Linked DNA regions of Mus musculus: region 1 is linked to region 2. Evidence: chromatin loops called from intact Hi-C (ENCODE). Cell type or tissue: left cerebral cortex. All regions are shown on one strand. Links, peaks and the distances in the headings refer to the core of each region. The heading gives the core; the rest is flanking DNA.

Region 1 (2,913 bases), core at 234-2,733, 77 kb after region 2:
TCTCTGATCCAGACAAGCCTTGTGATGGCCATGCCTCTGTGTGGACACCAACTGAATCACTTCTTCTGTGAGCTACCTGTTCTCCTGAAGATGGCCTGTGAGGACACAGGAGGCACAGAGGTCAATTTGTTTGTGGCCCGGGTCATAATCTTAGTGTGTCCTTTACTGCTAATTCTAGGCTCCTATGCTCACATTGCCAGGGCAGTGCTGAACATCAGGTCAGTGGCTGGTCGCAGAAAGGCTTTTGGGACATGTGCATCTCATCTCATTGTGGTTGCCATGTTCTATGGCTCAGCCATCTCCACATACCTCCAACCTGTCCACAGGTATTCTGAGAAGGAGGGAAAATTTCTTGCCCTTTTTTATACTGTAATCACCCCCATGCTCAACCCTCTGATCTATACGCTGAGGAACAAGGATGTGAAAGGAGCGCTGTGGAAGGTGCTAGGGAGAGGCACAGACTCCAGGTAGGAGAGCAAACAAGAGCAGAAAATTATTTAGTATTAGGTTACTGTAAATTAATTGATGTTTACTATTGGAATACATTATTCATAAATGTGATTATAGAATCCATCCTTTTATTTTGGAATTTCCCACTTTTTGCTAATTCCATTACTAGTTTATTTTATACTATGGAAATAACATGGAACAAATTCAAGAAATTTTCTTATTTGTACATCCCAGGTAGGGTCAGACTAGGTGGCAAAAGCATTGATTCATCACAGTACCCAACTCCTCAGAGTCCGAGGTTTCAGTTTCTAGAGCAGAATCGTGCTGTAATCACAAGCCTTTACCTTGGAACTCAGGACAGCAGCTCACGCCAGTGTGTGCACTGGACTTATCTCGACCTCCAATGGTCTCAAGGGACCAGATTCAGTGTACGCTGTGCTTCAGTTGTGGTGTTTGTGGCCATCGGTGTCGCATATGACCAGAGCCTTGTCTTGCTATGGTTAGTCTACCTAGAGCCAGAGGAATTACTTGCTTCTCATCACAGACCCACTGGTTACAAATGAGGCACTTACTGGGATACGGAGAGGATTGTAGCATGAAAGCAACCTTCTTGGGACTCTACTCACACTTGCTGAACAACACAGCAGCTGAAGTTTGTAGATCTCTCTGGCCTTGTGTCACCCTCTGCCTCTGAAACACTGACACACACCAGTACTGTGCATGTGGCTAACCTGGGCTTAGCCTGCCATCTAGTGCTGAATAGGCAAAGGTGGCTCCGGACTCAGAGAATGCAAAGAATCCTGCTTTAAATGTCTGCAAGAACAATCACAAAGTGAGAGCTGAAAGGCTGGAATAAACACCTAGATCTTCAGTTCATAAATGATGTTGCCCAGCAATGCACACAAAGAGCGTTCATGGAAACTCGACTTCTCCTCCCCATGAAGGAATCGATGGAGCAAACACTTGGATGGAGAATTTTAAATGAATGTTTAAAAGAAATGAGTCAACAAATACAGACAGTACAGATATAATGCAGAAACCTAACCACCACCACCAACAACAACTTAGAGAGCCAGAAATAATTCAAAAGTCAAACGGAAGGGCTGGGTTGCAGTTCAGGGGCAGAGGATTTGCGGACTATGCGCAAAGCAAGCTCTGGATTTGCGCCCTAAATCCATAATAAAACAGAAAATCAAGCAGAAATCTTTGAGCAGAAAAGGAAACTAAAGAAGACTGACTCTCCGTCCTCAGCAGCTGTCAGTGATCACTGCCTTTCTGCTAGGGGTGGGAGCACACAAGGCTCTCCCTCTCGGGGCTGGACTGTTGTCTGGTTTAATCATGTGCAGTTCTTGTACTGACAACGTTTTTAATAGGCAGGAAAACCTATCATTTCATCTTATAAAGGAACTCAGATATCTGGAAACACTGATCCCCAAATGCTTCAGATGAAATTATCCCGGAGCTGAGCAGAGGCAACCCCCTAGAAAACACACATAATTCTTTCACTCACCCAACCCCCTTATTGTGTGTCATCCTCCCAGACTGGAGGCAGGGGCTTGTAGAATCTTGGAAGACAAAGGAGAAATATAAATCTCCCCTGGTCGGGACCTAACAACAAGCTTAGCTCCTATAGATTCTACTCATTTTGACTCATCAAAATTTCTGGCAAAATAATTGGAATAGCAGGTTACACAAACACCTTCCATGGTGGGCACTAGTGTGAAGAATTTGAATAGCAGATTTCTTTTCTTTTGTCATTTTCAGATTCTATGTATGTCCGTATCATTTATACAAAATGCCTGTGTATCCAGGTTTTTCAGGTATGTACTAAACATTATTGGCTTCATTAACATATCTTACCTACTTTTCCTTGAAATTACAGAAGTCAATATTCACATACCCAAGCTATCAATGGTTCAAGGCATCCTTACTCATAGCTGGCAAACTGTGGGGATAAGCCAAATGACCATCAGTAACTGCATGGATGCAGATTTGATCTATTCATGAAAGAGAACCTTGTCAATCATGTAAAAGAGCGGCAAGCTGAAGTATGCCACCAAGGACAAACCCTAGAAGAACTGAGCAAAGAAAAAGTAGCTCGCATGCAAAGGGTTGTGCCTGCTGTGGAGTGCCTTACTGTGAAGTGTCCAAAGAGACAAAATTACATCAATGGGTGTCTGAAAATGACAGTCAGGACGGTAACTGCAAATGGGCATGAAATGAAATGAGGTGAAAAAAAATGTTCTAAAGTGATAAATATACAAAATTGTGAATATACTGAAACATTACAGTGTAAATATTAAGCAAAACATTATGTATGGGAAATACATCTCAAAAAACCTGTTAAAATCAATGTTAGATGATTATACTGAAAACAAAGCCTATTAATCCAAAAATATTCCCATGCCCTTTCTATATGCAAAACCTTTAAACAGTATAATAATTGCATCTTTTGTACTTTTA
Region 2 (2,913 bases), core at 207-2,706:
AGAGGGAGAGGGAGAGGGAGAAATTTTTTTTTTTAAGACAAAGTTTCTTGGGACTGGAGAGATGACTCAGTGGTTAAGAGCACCAAAGGTCCTGAGTTCAAATCCCAGCAACCATATGGTGGCTCAGTGGTTAAGAGCACCAAAGGTCCTAAGTTCAAATCTCAGCAACCACATAATGGCTTACAACCATCCATAACAAGATCTGATGCCCTCTTCTGGAGTGTCTTCTGGAGTGTCTACCGTGTACTTACATGTAATACATAAATCTTAAAAAAAAAAGTTTCTCTCTGTAGCTCTAGCTGTTCTGGAACTCACTCTGTAGACCAGACTGGCCTCAACTCACAAAGATCCAGCTGTCTCTGCCTGGAAAGTGCTGGGATTAGAGGTGTGTACCACCACTGCCCGGCAGAGAGAGAAAATTTTTAAAAAATAAATGTTAAAAATGTTAATATATGATTTGTTTTATATCTATGTGTATGTACCTAAATGTATGCATGTGCACCATATTCATGCAAATGCTCTCCGAGGCCAGAAGGGGTGCTGGGTCCCCTGGAACCAGAGCTATGGGTGTTTGTGGCCATGGTTGTGAACTCCTGATATAGGTGCTGGAAGCAGAACCCAGATCCTCCAGAAGTGCTCTGAATAGTGTCTGTCACCTTGGAGCTTCTGTGGCTGCCCAGTCACCCTGTGCCAAAGCTGGAGGAGCATAGAGAGGGAAGTTTCTGGAAGGAGGGCTTAGTGCCCAGAGTCTAGCCTTGGCCCTTGACCTTGGACAAAGCTCCAGAAAGGTCCATCCTTGCCTCTACTTGGGCCATCTTCTGTAGAGCCTTCTGATGGGTGACATTCCTCACCTCAGGATGCTTCATCAGAAGCTCAAGGCAAGAGTGGTGTCCACATCTAAGTGACAGAGGAGAAAGTTGGTGGACACACATCTATAGCCATACCACCAGAGGCCCAGGTTGTGGGCCTCCCTACAAGTTAGGAGCTGATAAATGGTATTGTGTAAACTAGTGTGCCAGGCAGGAGCTCAATTCTGTAACACTGGGCAAGATGGCAAAGCTGTAGCTGGCCACATTAACTGTGCCAGATTACACATCAGAAAAGTGAGGAGACAGACTTTGAACCTGGCTATGGCTATCTCACCACAGGAAGCCAAAGCTCATCAGAAGAGAATGCCCTTTACTTTACTCTACTCCACCCCAGAATGGAGAACCTACTGGAACAGATGGGTACCCCCAAGGGCTCACAGAAGGCAGAGACAGGGCATTGTAATTGAACAGCTTTATCCTAGCTAATGCCCCCAAACCATCACCACTCAGTAGTCTGCCCAGCAGATGGTGCCAGAGGGCCACTTGTCTGTCACAGAGCACACCAAGCCCTCCTCCCCCACCCCCACCTTCCATCTCCTTTGCTTCTCCTATCTAGAATTCAATGGGGTCCTGTTCAGAAGCCTGTTCTGACCCGGTCTGACCAGCAGAGGCCTCGAACCAGTACAGCTTGGTCCAATCCTCCAGCGAGCACGGGGCCAGTGCTCCTCTGTGAAATGAGTTCACATTGGGTTGGGCAGCAGGGGTTGGAGGGCTTTCTTAGGAGGCTTGAGCTAGGTGATAAGGAGGAAGATGGCTTTAGAAGTCTCCTTGCCCGACCTCTGTGGAGGCGGAGAGAGGGGCATCAAGCATCGCTGCGTGAAAGGCAAACACAATCCCAGGAACTTGAGCATGAGAGAAGGATCTGGTTTTCTTTTTATTCATTATTTACTTTTTGAGCTGGGGTGAGGCTCAGCTTGTGGTAGAAGTCGTTAGGCAAATGTAGGGATCGATTCTTGCTTTCCATGCCATGGATTCAGGGCACCAAACTCACGTCATTGTCATCTGGCTTGGCAGCAAGCTCCTTTAACGACTGAGCCCTCTCATTGGCCCCAGGAACTCATTTTGAGATGCTGGTCAAGGGAGGCACATCAAGTGGGCAGTTGGGTTACGTAGCTCAGAAGCTCACAGTAGAAGTTGGTCTGAGGCTACGTGGTGGGGTTCTCTGGCCATCTCTTCACAGGTTCACAGAGAAGAGTCTGTGGTAGCAGCACGCCGGCTCAGAGGTTACGAGTACAGGCTGTTAGCCAGGCGATGGTGGTGCAGACTTTTTAATCCCAGCCCAGAGGCAGAGGCAGGTGGATCTCTGTGAGCTGGAGGCCAGCCTGGTCTACAGAGCTAGTTCCACGACAGCCAGGGCTACACAGAGAAAACTCTGTCAAAAAAAGAAAGAAAGAAAGGAAGGAAGGAAGGAAGGAAGGAAGGAAGGAAGGAAGGAAGGAAGGAAGAAAGGAAGGAAGGAAGGAAGGAAGGAAGGAAGGAAGGCAGGCAGGCAGGCAGGCAGGCAGGAAGAAAGGAAGGAAGGAAGGAAGGAAGGAAGGAAGGAAGGAAGGAAGAAAGGAAGGAAGGAAGGAAGGAAGGAAGGAAGAAAGGAAGGAAGGAAGGAAGGAAGGAAGGAAGGAAGAAAGAAAGAAAGAAAGAAAGAAAGAAAGAAAGAAAGAAAGAAAGAAAGAAAGAAAGAAAGAAGAAAAAAGGAAGGGGAAAAGGAAAATAAAACATCAACCTTTAGAGAACATTTTTTTTTTTACACTATTCTATTTTCATGTTTTATGAACAATCCCTTTATGGGTCTTGGTTTTTCCTCTCATTTCTTAGTAAATACGTTTTTCAAATTTTTTACTGTTTAAAATAAATGTGTTTATGATTGGTCCTCTACCTTTACATTACTATATTCTTCTAAAAGGACAATATATGTATCTTAAATATGGGACTAGAGAGACAGCTCAATGGTTAAAGAGTGCTTGCTGCTCTTCCAAAGGCCCAGAGTTCAGTTCTCAGCTCACAGTCAGCTTTAACTCCAGAGTGGGATCCAGTACTCTCTTCTGGT

Evidence for each region. Hi-C counts contacts between places; a loop is a spot of excess contacts. Peaks named below come from ENCODE experiments on the same cell type or tissue, not always from the same donor. Only the 100,000 strongest peaks of a DNase experiment are listed, where the experiment ranks them.
Region 1: a loop joins it to region 2, with 10 times the contacts of the local background. A loop is called at or near these places in 25 of 42 quality-filtered maps.

Annotation. Positions count from the first base shown.
Region 1 is chr11:52,142,151-52,145,063 of GRCm38, reverse strand. It overlaps Olfr1373 (olfactory receptor 1373), which reads left to right. Exons shown (of 1, transcript NM_207227.1): 1 at 1-471. The coding sequence ends at 471. Among named protein-coding and RNA genes, the nearest start is that of Olfr1373, 1.9 kb to the left of the region's middle. In left cerebral cortex, for the core only: a CTCF peak has its summit at 1,209 (motif pointing left); a DNase peak (open chromatin) is centred at 1,195.
Region 2 is chr11:52,218,923-52,221,835 of GRCm38, reverse strand. No RefSeq gene overlaps it. Among named protein-coding and RNA genes, the nearest start is that of Olfr1371, 6.4 kb to the right of the region's middle. In left cerebral cortex, for the core only: a CTCF peak has its summit at 1,326 (motif pointing right); a DNase peak (open chromatin) is centred at 1,341.